Linked DNA regions of Homo sapiens: region 1 is linked to region 2. A link is a contact called in ENCODE Hi-C or POLR2A ChIA-PET data. All regions are on one chromosome and are shown on one strand. The core of a region is the stretch at or near the end of the contact, and the rest is flanking DNA. Distances in the headings are between cores, read along the strand shown. Region 1 overlaps IMMP2L (inner mitochondrial membrane peptidase subunit 2). Region 2 overlaps IMMP2L (inner mitochondrial membrane peptidase subunit 2).

Region 1 (5,882 bases), core at 2,711-5,210, 94 kb before region 2:
CGTACAGCCCTCAGCTGAGGACCCATCAGTATGTGGGGAACCTACAAAAAGCTGGAGAAATAATCACCTCAAAAGAACACAGGGAATAGTTTTCAGAATTTATACAGGGCTGGGAATTATTCATGTTCCCATATCAGCCAGAGTGGAAAACCTCATAATTCACGAAGCATCAGATAGAATAACCAGAAGAATATTGCCTAGTAGTGGAGCATATTCACCCCTAGATTAAAGGCTGTGCCAGTTTTGCCTAACAAAGTTTAAAAGCCAACTTCTATAGGATTTGCTGTTCCCAAGTAACTTAACTGTTTTCTCAAACAAAGCTCAAGGATGTTCCTCAGGACACAAGAATATGTAGCACCCCAAAAGGTGAAAATCATGTTTGGAAGCTAGTAAAAATATTACTTTTAATGCAAAGACACAGGAAACCATGACACAAAATGAGGAGAACATCAATCAGTTAAAAAAAAACACAAATGAGAGAAATAGTAGACAAAGCATTAAAATAGTTATTGTCACATTTAATTTGTTCAAAAAAGGAGAGGAAAGATTGAAGACATTAAGCACAGAAATGGAAGATGTGAAAAAGACTTAAATCTATATTCTAGAGATGAATGTTACAGGACCTAAGATGAAAAAAATTTGCTGGATGGATCTGTGACAGTTTAGTCTACAAAGAAAGAAATTAATGAGGTGACATCATAACAATAGAAACTACCCAAAATGAACCACAGAGAGAATAATGGCTAATTTAAAAAAGAGACAATCAGTGAACTGTAGGACAATTTCAAGTGCCTCAGTATTCATGTTATTCAAGTTGCTGAAGAGGAGGAAAGTGGGAGAGTTTTAGACTGAAATATTTGAAAAAATGGTGGGAAAGAAAATTGATAAAAACTATAAACTCAGAAGAAACTAAAAAAACCCCAAGCACAAGAAGATGATACAGAGGCATATTATAATCAAACTAATACCAGTGATAATGAGAAAATCTTAAAAGAAGGCCAAAAAAAAGAGACGTATCAGGTACAGAGTAACAAAGATGGTTAAGAGTCTTTGCTTTGGAAACAGTGCAACACAGAGGCAGTAGAATAACATTTTTAAACTATAGAAAGAGAGAAATTATCAATGTGGAATTTTTTTTTTTTTTTAGACGGAGTTTCGCTCTTGTTACCCAGGCTGGAATGCAATGGCATGATCTCAGCTCACCGCGACCTCCACTTCCCAAGTTCAAGCGATTCTCCTGTCTCAGCCTCCCGAGTAGCGGGGATTACAGGTGCCCACCACCACGCTCGGCTAATTTAGTATTTTTAGTAGAGACTGGGTTTCTCCATGTTGGTCAGGCTGGCCTTGAACTCCTGACCTCAGGTGATCTGCCTGCCTCAGCCTCCCAAAGTGCTGGTATTACAGGCGTGAGCCACTGTCCAAGGCCATCAATGTGGAATTTTATACCTAGTGAAAATATCTTTCAAAAATAAAGATGAAATAAAAACTTGTTTAGATGAAGTAAAGATGAAAAAATTAGTCACTGGCAGACCTGTACTGAAAGATATGCTAAAAAAAGTTCTTCAGACAGAAGAAAAATGTTATCAGTTAGAAACCTGGACTATATAAAGGAATAAAGAACACTGAAAATGGTAATTTTCTCCCCTTACAGACTCTTTTAAAGTTATTTGACTGTTTAAGTAAAAAATAATAAAAATATATTGTGGACTTCGTGACATATATAGAAGTAAAATTATAATAGTAGTAGTGCAAAGGCTGGGAGAGGGGGAAATGTAAGAATACTGATGTAAATTTCTTATACTATATATGATGTGGTATAATATTACCTGAAGACAGTTCATGATAAATTAAAGGTATAAACTGTGAACCAACCACTAAAACAACAGTTAAAAGAATTATAGCTAATAAGTCAAGAAAGCAGATAAAGTGGAATAATATAAAATATGCAGTTAATCCAAGGGAGGCAGAAAAAGAGAGAAAAGAGGCTGAGGGCAGATAAAAGCAGTAGAAAACAAGTAGCAAAAGGGTAGATTCAAATCCAATCATGATTGTATATATCCAGGGAAAAAAGAGATTATCTCATAATGATAGAAGGGTTAGTTCATTAAGAAGGCATAAAACCCAGCATTTATGTACCTAATAACAGCATCAAAATACTTGAAGCAAAATCTGAAAGAACTTCAAGGAGCAAGACACAAATCCAGTTTTTGTTGGAGATTTAAATATTCCTTCTTAGTAATTGATGGACAGAGTAGACAGAAATAGATACAGACATAGAAGACCTGAACAACCCTATGAATCTGGTGTAACTGGCATCTGTATCATACAAAGAATATTATCTGAGTTTAATGAAATTAAATTAGGTATCTATAACAGAAAGACTTGTAGAAAATCTCCACATATTTGTCAATTAAATGACTCTCCTCTAAATAACCCATAGGTTAAGAAAGAAATAAAAGAAGAATTAAGGAAATACTGAACTGAACTGAATGAAAATGAAAACACATCAAGATTTGTGGGATGTAGCTAAAACAATACTTAAAGGGAAATTTATAGCACCATTTGTATTATAATGACCATCCAACTACATTACTTAAAGTTACTTGTTAATGGGTTGTCTTTTTGTATATTCCAAACAATTTCTGCTTGTGGGGAGAAATTTTAGCTACAGAATAAACATGATATTTACTTTGCGAGATGGTGCTACAAAACAATTGATGTGTAAAAATTATATTCTATAATTTTAATTTTTAAATTTTTACATTTGGACTTTCATTAGACATTGTTTGGTAAAGGTATATAATCATTAGACTATTGTTGGTAAGTTTTTAAGTTATTTCATGTAAGTTGAATGTTGATTTCATAAGAATTATCTTCTGTTGCTGAGTTCACATTGTAAGTGCTGGCACTAAATACCAATAAGCCAATAAAAGGCCAATCTGATACTATTCAAACAAATATATACTTACAAATCTGTACTTCTCAAATTTAAAATTCGTATTTTGGCAATTAATAACATTTACTCCCTGAATAAAATAATTATTGGTGACTTTTTTTCTTAGTCAAGTTTTTGAATAACCTTTCTGTGTTACGATTATCTTTTTCATTCATTTAATACCAGAAATCATCTCAGTGAAATTATTATATAGTCAGTTTGTCAATTACCACTGATTTTATATGACTATTTCCTCAAATTCTGATTTCCTTTTAAATGTTAGAGAGTATTTTGAACCTTACATTATTACAAAAAGCAATTTGAGGTCTTTATTTCAGGGAGTGAAATGTGACATTTTAAAAATGAGATCACATTTATTTATATACAAAAAGTATTTAACCATCAATTATATAAGGCCATTTTTACTAATAAACTATTATTTTAGAGATTGTATTTATTAATCATGCTGTAAAGGGATTACTCATTTTAAAAAGTGGCTAACTTATGTGCATGCATTGAATGTAATCTACGTTCATTGGATAAAGTGTACATTCATCTAGCAGACATTTATTGAGCATCTAAGATGAGTTAGGTTCAGTGTTTTCACTGGGAATATGGAGGAATTCTGACCTGAAGCAGTTTATAGTCTAGTAGGGGTAGGTGGTAGCCTGGCAAAGCAGAAATTGCAATACAGTGAGATCGAAGCAAGATGCATTGGGAGTACATCGTACCAGTATTAATGCTGCCTGAGGAGGAAGGTAACTCCTTTCCAGAGGAGCTGACTCTGAGAAGGGGATTGCAGACACAGAGAATGGGTAAATGTTCAGAATTGTTGGCTTACAGTGTGTATGAATTAGAATGGTAGGTGGGGAGGTAAAGGTAGCAGAGATAAGCTATAGGGTTAATATTTATCTTGTAAACAAGGAGAAACTGTAGAGTGAATGATCTAATCACATTTTCATTTTAATACTGTCATTCTGAAAACATCCTATGCGATGGAATGGAGAAGGAAGTGATGACTCAGAGTGTGAAGAGTGAAGAGTTCTTAGTATTTGTTATTGGTTAATTCTCTTTTGATTTCAGGGGTCAAAAATCTAATGTAACTTGGGCTAACAAAAAAGAAGTTAACAAAAGAATTTATTGGTTCAGAAAATTGAAAATTTCCATGTCAGATCTAGCTAACCTCAGGACTGGCCTTTGCAGTCCATCTGTGGTATCTGTGTTGTGTTACAGAGTTGGGTTCATTGCAGGTTATGACTCCTGAGTTCACACATACCTAAATGTTTTTCTTAAAAAAAAAAAAAAAACCCTCCAAAATGAATCAATATAGTGAACTAATTATTAATGTCTGTGTGATTTGTGGGCTATTTTTATTGGTGTTTGTGAATTCTTTATTCTCCTAATTGAATATTCTTCATTCTATACATGAGTCTAAGCTGCTTCTGGGAGAATATTATAAATTTTTTGGGAAAAATTCTATATCCTGACTTTTCTTTAAAGTTCATAAAAACAATAATTGTGTTGAAGAATCATATGTAAATTCATGTGACTTTTCTACACTTAAAATTGTGGAGAAAATACAGAAATACTAAATATTTATTAATCTAGTACACATTTATTAAACATTTCTTTTAAATTATGAGTGATACTAAGTCTCTATGTATGAAAGTAATTTTGTTTAATAGGGCTTTTATACTTGAGAACTCCTTTCCTGTTTTCCAGTTTGAATTGTCTTAAGATTCAGATTGACTTCCTAGATAGTGCACTGAAATTTGGCGGTGATTTTTATAGAAAAAAATTATTATACTTGACAGTTGTATCATATGATATTCCCTGAGAAAATCTCAGAAGAGTGTTTCAGTTATATTCGAATTGCCTACACTTATAGAGTTTTTTATGAAGATTATAATACATATTTATTCATAGTTCTCTGACTTTATGTTACTTCAGTACTCAGTCATCATTTATTCATTCACTTTCAGTCAAAAAATATTTACTAAGCCCCTAACATATGTGTTGCTCTTGGTAGATAAAATAGTCATGAATATTTTATCTCATGGGATTTACATTGTGAAAGACAGAGTAAACAAATAAACACACTAAGTTGACAACTGGTATGAGAGGGGAAAAAAAACCAGGCAGCAACCTACTTTAGAATGAGCAAGCAGGGAGGACCTCATTGGAGAAGTAACATTAAGCTGAGATCCGGTGCGTGATTAGGAATTATTTTTTCTTGTTAAGATTTGGGAGAAAGTCTAGGTAAATACCTTTAGTGGGGATAGAGCTTGCCTTTTTGGGAAAATCAAAGAAGACCTGTGGCTGTTAAGAGTGAAGGCTACAGTTGTGCAAGATGGGGTTTTGATATTATGATTTTCATTTCATAAAAAGTATTAAGTTTGTTAAGCACTAATGCATTAATTGTAGTAGCAGCAAATAGATGATGGTGTAAAATATCATAATAATTTACCTCCTGCATTTGAGAAATGGAGACAGATCCATGTTTCACTTTCTTGTCAGTTGTTAAGTACTTGCAAAGGCAGATAGATTAAGTAATCTGATTGCTGATAGGACATCTGAAAATTTATTGGTTTCAGTATTATAAAAGCTTTCTTTTTGTTTATATGTACACACACACACACACACACACACACACACAGCCACTACTTATTTACCTACATCATAGGGCTTCTGTACATTTTGTTGCCTTTGTCAGATGTCACTCCCTTCCCATTAATTTGCACCCATTCATTAGTTATCAATTCCAGCATTTCTTCTTCAAAGAAGTTTTTCATCATCCACCTTCCTCAGTAACCCTAAGCCTAAGACATGTACCTTTGTTACAAATATTCCCATATCTGTGCTTCCTTTCTTTAGATCATATCTCAGTTTGTAATTGCACACTCATTAGTGTTTGATTACTGTTTCTTGCTCTCATACACTCTCAGTA
Region 2 (5,639 bases), core at 2,605-5,104:
CTCAGCCTCCTGAGTAGCTGGGATTACAGGCATGTGCCACCACACCCAGCTAATTTTTGTGTTTTTAGTAGAGATGAGGTTTCACCATGTTGGCCAGGCTGGTCTCGCACTCCCGATCTCAGGTCATCTGCCTACCTTGGCCTCCTAAAGTGGTGGTATTAGAGGCATGAGCCACCGTGCCTGACCCTGTGTTCAGATTTTCATGTATGCAAAATTGAATACTGATCTTTAGGCACAGTGGCTCATGCCTGCAATCCTAGCACTTTGGGAGGCTAAGACAGGAGGATCTCTTGAGGCCAAGAGTTCGATACCAGCCTGGGCAACATAGTGAGACCCTGTCTCTACAAAAACAAAATTAAAAATTAGCCAGGCATGGTGGTGCACACCTGTAGCCCTAGCTTTTTGGGAGCCTGAGGCAGGAGGATCACTTTAGCCCAGCATTTTGAGACCAGCCTGGACTACATAGTGAGACCATTTCTTAAACAAACAAACAAACGAATGAACATCTCTAGCTCCTGGTTAAATATGATTGATTGAGCACGTGTGTTCATCTGTCCTCATTGAAATGTCACTAAAATGCCAATGAGGAATAAAAACCCCCATAAACCCACAATGATACAGAGGATGGGAAGGATACTATAGTAGACCAGAGATGTTTGCAGATTTATAATTCTATAGACAGTTTGGGAATAAATTATTGTAGGTAGATAGAAAATTAAGCAACCTAAAAAAAGATAAAGCTAAGGCAGTGATTATCTGTAGGGAATACAAAATTATACAAAAAAAAAAGAAAGAAATGTAACCCTGGCATACTATGTGGCTCAGGTCTAATAATTTATAATAATGTATATATTAATGTTGATTTAACAAAAAATTGTGATAAAATTATAATTTGAGGAAAGATTGGGAGGGGAAATGTGGAGGGGTTTAAGGGAGCTAAATTCACATTCTTTGTAGTATTATTTCAAAGGAATTAAATTGTATCAAAGACTTTAAAAGTAAACATTAGTATTATAAGTATGGAATTTGGTGGTAACACCAGAAAAAAAAAATCTGAGTTAATTTTATTGATTCTCTTTTGCTTTCTCCATCCCCAGTCACCCCAGAGCCTACAGACACTAATGCATAGGGTAGAGACGATTGCAGCTGGAAGATCTGAGTGCTAGTCCTGACTCTTTCACCAACTAGCCATTCATTTTTCAATTTAAAAAGTCATATTATTTCATAATTCTTAAACCACTTCATCACCCAAGTTCTGTACTATGTCTCATAGATATTTTCCTCTATTATAAGCAGAGTATGTAAGAAGAAACTATTTCCAGCAGCTCTCTCAAATGTATTAATTTCTTATTTGCTTTGTCACTCAGTCATTTACCTAAGTGGCTTTAGAATTACTCTTTCAGTGGAAGAATAGACTATTTTTCTTCTTAAATGGCCGAACAGTCTTAATAACTTGGGGGATAGCATGGAATTACATTTGCATGAATGAAGAGCAATAGTTTCTTTGGTTGGGGCAGATGGAAATATTTTCAGTTCTACATCCTGTGACATTTGTGAGAAGTTCAGATATTTCCAAAATTGCAAAAAGCCATCTGGCCAAAATGGCTTGGCCCTGTTAACTTATTTAGCCCTTCCCAATTACATTTCTTAGCTTTCTCATGTCTTACGTTCTCAGTTTTTACAAAGTTTATTCAACAGTGAATATGATAGTAAATGATGCATAGTGTTTTGAAAGGCACCCAGCTATTACATTGAATTTTATTTAGGTTTCAGAACCCTGTAGATTGAATGGGCATGCAGAAAATATCCAGTATTGATGCACCTGGGCTCAGGAAGACATGATCTTGTCCAAAGGTTCATATTAGCCAGGTCATTGCTACTTCATGTCATATCTGCCTTTGCCAACCAGTTTTTTGTTGTTATTGTTGTTTTACAGGGCAGTAAAGAGCAGCTGATAATAGACACAAGCCAACATTTAATGAAGTCAAGTAAGCTAATACTTAAAGTAGACAGAAGGCTTTGTCCTCTGAAATCCCCCCTGAGTCTTGGTCTCCCTCTTTCCTTCTTGCCCCAACTCTGTCTTTTCTCTGTCTCTTTTTTCTTCCCTTGCCTTTTAGTTCTTATGTCTCACTGTTTTTAGTTGGTTTCCTTAATTTGAGTCTCTCTTCTTTCTTTTCTGATCTTTATTTTCAGTCCTGTTCATTGAACTCCAAGAAAATAACATATGTAGGAAATGTAATTCTAACTGTGGTTTAGTAGATGAGACCATGGAAGGCTAGGAGGTAACTGTAGAATTAAAAATTAGAGTTTCAGTTTTTGAAGAGTGTTGCCAACAGCACAGGCAATCTTGTCAGAGAAAGAATTATCCTAGTTTTTCCTTTTGCTGGGAAATTGTGAGTTGAACCAGATTTCCAGCAAGCAAAATACATTTTAATAGGTATTCTCTTTTCCTAGCTCAAAATAGTTTTTTTTATTTAGAGGAAAATGTATTTTGTTTCTACTTGAGGAATTTGAGGTTTATTGCTATTTTTATAAAGTGAATAGACACTATTTTATGTGTCTTCTGTTACAAAAAGAACAACTTTCTAGATGGGAGAGATGATTAACTTGCATATCAGGGTTAGGCTAATTACTACTATCTGTAATTTTCCCAAAATATATCTGGAAGCTGCTTAATTGCTATAGCATTTTTAAAAAATCTCTTTCCTTTCTCATAGTTTTTCCCACCATAGATAATTCTCAATTATTTCAGGGAAGTTGCCTATCTTTGTATCCCCTGAAGCTTCTAACATTTTAGTTTCTTAGTAAATACTTGTTGAACAAAAAGAAATACCAATCTAGTCCAGTCTCTGGCAGTAAATACTTGTTGAACAAAAAGAAATACCAACCTAGTCCAGTCTCTGGCCCTTGTTACCTGTTTTTTGTAGTTTGTTACCTGTTCATAGAATCATTTAGGATTTTTGCTTCTGGGTAATAGTGCCACTGTAATTCCCAGAGCTTTAAAATGGTGTCTTAATTTAGATCTTTTGTTAGCTCCGTTCCAAAATTTCTTCCTCATTGTACAATGTAAATAGGGCAAAGATAAAAAAATCCAGGCTTATTCCTTTTTTTTGGTGAAATACTAGATATCAAATGGATATCACATTCATTTATTTGTTCATTATTCTCACAATAGCCAAATCGAATCTTAAATAAAGGGATCAATAGAGATGATTTAAAAGATCATGTCAACTGAAAAACATTTAGCAGTATGGCATTTTCTCCTATAGTTGTGGTCTTTGAATACATCATAATTTTCAATATTTTCCCTTCCTAGAAAATAAATACAGGCAATCTCTGTTGCCTTAAAGGGTTTTACAAGTAAGTTTTATTACTTGAGGGTGCAGAAATGCCAAGCTATTCCAGGCAAGTGACCAAATAATGTCTGGGACTCTTTTTCTGGCAAAACAACTAACTATCTTTTCAGGTTCATGAGAACCAAATAGGACTTCAGCTGATTTTTTTTCTTTTAAAATAGAATTATCTATTGGCAGGACCTTATCTCTAATCTTTTTCTAGCTTTCTGTTTTCTTGTAGGACTATTTTGATTTATTGTGAGCCATTTTGCAGGGTTTTATTTACAAGTTTTACCTAACTTGGAACAAGAAATAACATTTGTTTGTTTGCAGATGCCTAGTACAATGTAAAATAGCATAAGCGGTTATATAAGAAACAATGAATTATATTGCCTATGTAATACAAAGTAGCTACCACAACTAAAGAGAAAGACAAGCTACTTCCTTCTTACTTTGATCTTATGGCCCCTGGAGTTAATTTGGGGCAGGAAATGCCAGTGCTGGAGGGCTGCCACGTCATTGGACAAAGTGAGAGCTTTTGGTTATTTTCTTTATGAGCTGTCACCCTAGTTTTGCTAGTGCTGAAGTGACAATAGCAGAAGAAAAGCTTTAGCTAAAGGGACCTTGTTTTTTTCCAGTGGAACAAAAACATCAAGATTACTCTAGGCAATATGACATTATTCACATTCACTAAATCTTTTGAAAAGAATGAATGGAGTACCTTTTTGTATTTTAAAGTAGGTTTATACAAAGGTGTAGCACAAGGCTGGTCACGGTGGCTCAGGCCTGTAATCCCAGCCTTTTGGGAGGCCTAGGGGAGCAGATAGCTTTGAGCTCAGGAGCTCGAGACCAGCCTGCGCAACATGGGGAAACCCCATTTGTACAAAAAAAACCCCACAAAAATTAGCTGGGTGTGGTGGCTCATGCCAGTAATCCCAGCTCCTCAGGAAGCTGAGGCTGGAGGATCACTTGAGCCTGGGAAGCAGAGGTTGCAGGGAGCTGAGATCATGTCACTGTACTCCAGGCTGGGAAACAGAGTGAGACCCTGTCTAAAAACAAAAAACCAAAACCAAAAGTTGTAGCATATACATCTGTACTTTAACTGAATGAGATTTTTAAAGTATAATTTCTTAAATCATTCATATTAAAGTTCTCATAAAAATCCAAGACTAGTTTCTGTTCTCCTTTGTTAGAGCTGTTGAAATACCACTTAGTTTTTAGAAATGGACTGCTTCTGACTGTGCTTTTATCATTCAGAGCATTGAAGTAGTAATTTAATATTTTTATTCCTCAAATCAAATTATTTTTTTCCTATCTTTGCTCTGCTTCTTGGCTTATCAAGCTTGATTATTATATTTGCCTTTTCTTATTTTGAGCAATGTGGTCTGAGTGTATGAAATAGAAAAAAATGATCTTACTAAGTAGATAAAACAATATGGTGGTGTTTTTGCATAATGGAAAAATTGTGAATTCTGGCTTAACGTATTTTTTTTGACATGATTAGGAAATGGTGAAATGAATAATTACCAACTAACACTGATTAAAATTCTTTACTTCCAATGGAAAATACCATTTTTATAAGGTATCCAGATGGCTCTTCCAGCATGCTTATTATTATAAATTGAATATAGAATGAGTCTTCTCGTAAATAAAGCGTACTTTATTTCTGTTATACCACTATAAATGCTATCAAATAGCTGAGGTGGAGGAAATTTACCACATTTCCACCAAACCTTATTGCCACTAGAAAGTGAACTAACCCACCATATTTTTGCAGCATTTCAACATGACGAAGACTATATATCGTTAGCCTCTAGATTTATGCATTTCTGTTTGTTTGTAGTGAGATTCTTAATTCTGTGCTGTTATGATAATAACAGCAAGCTAACCACCTTTCAACAGCAAGCTAACCACCTTTCAACCTTTCAATTTGTTTAACATGGAGAACAAATCCCTGTCACTACCACCTGTAAAAACTTGCTAGTGATGTTCCTTAAAGTTCGTTACCTGAAATTTCTTACTGATAATATAAAATATGGTTGCTGAAAGAATCTTTCTCATAGAGGTTAAATGAGTTTATATGTCTGTTCATGCTTAGCATTTCCTAAGTGCTGGTGATGATGATATTGATGATGCTGTTAGCCACATCATTTGGGATCAAGTAGAATTATCTTTGTCCGTTTACAGCTGGCTTTGCTTCCATTTGAAAATAGTGCAGGAATTTGGTTAATACTACTCCAGAGATTAGAGATTAGCACACCTGGAGGACTGCATCCAATTTCTGGTACTATATTTTAAGAGAGA

The links. A loop is a pair of places that touch in the nucleus more often than their neighbours do. ChIA-PET counts read pairs that join two places held with the same protein, here RNA polymerase II (POLR2A). Pooled maps may share reads with other maps.
Region 1: a pooled map shows a loop between it and region 2 (8-fold over the local background). The contact joins two enhancer-like sites. A Hi-C loop is called at or near these places in 1 of 37 single-sample maps with no recorded cell type and 11 of 50 pooled maps. POLR2A ChIA-PET finds 5 or more read pairs at or near these places in 3 of 52 experiments (OCI-LY7, RWPE1 and activated naive CD4-positive, alpha-beta T cell).

Annotation. Positions count from the first base shown.
Region 1 is chr7:111,230,734-111,236,615 of GRCh38, reverse strand. All of the region lies in intron 3 of IMMP2L (inner mitochondrial membrane peptidase subunit 2), which reads left to right. It overlaps LOC124901725 (a long non-coding RNA gene), which reads left to right. Exons shown (of 2, transcript XR_007060477.1): 1 at 1-5,882. Among named protein-coding and RNA genes, the nearest start is that of LRRN3, 140 kb to the right of the region's middle. Within about 2 kb of position 3,960, at least 2 of the 41 ENCODE cell types and tissues checked have a DNase peak (open chromatin) inside an H3K27ac peak, as active enhancers do.
Region 2 is chr7:111,136,591-111,142,229 of GRCh38, reverse strand. The region is part of intron 3 of IMMP2L (inner mitochondrial membrane peptidase subunit 2); the gene reads left to right. Among named protein-coding and RNA genes, the nearest start is that of LRRN3, 48 kb to the right of the region's middle. Within about 2 kb of position 3,854, at least 19 of the 41 ENCODE cell types and tissues checked have a DNase peak (open chromatin) inside an H3K27ac peak, as active enhancers do.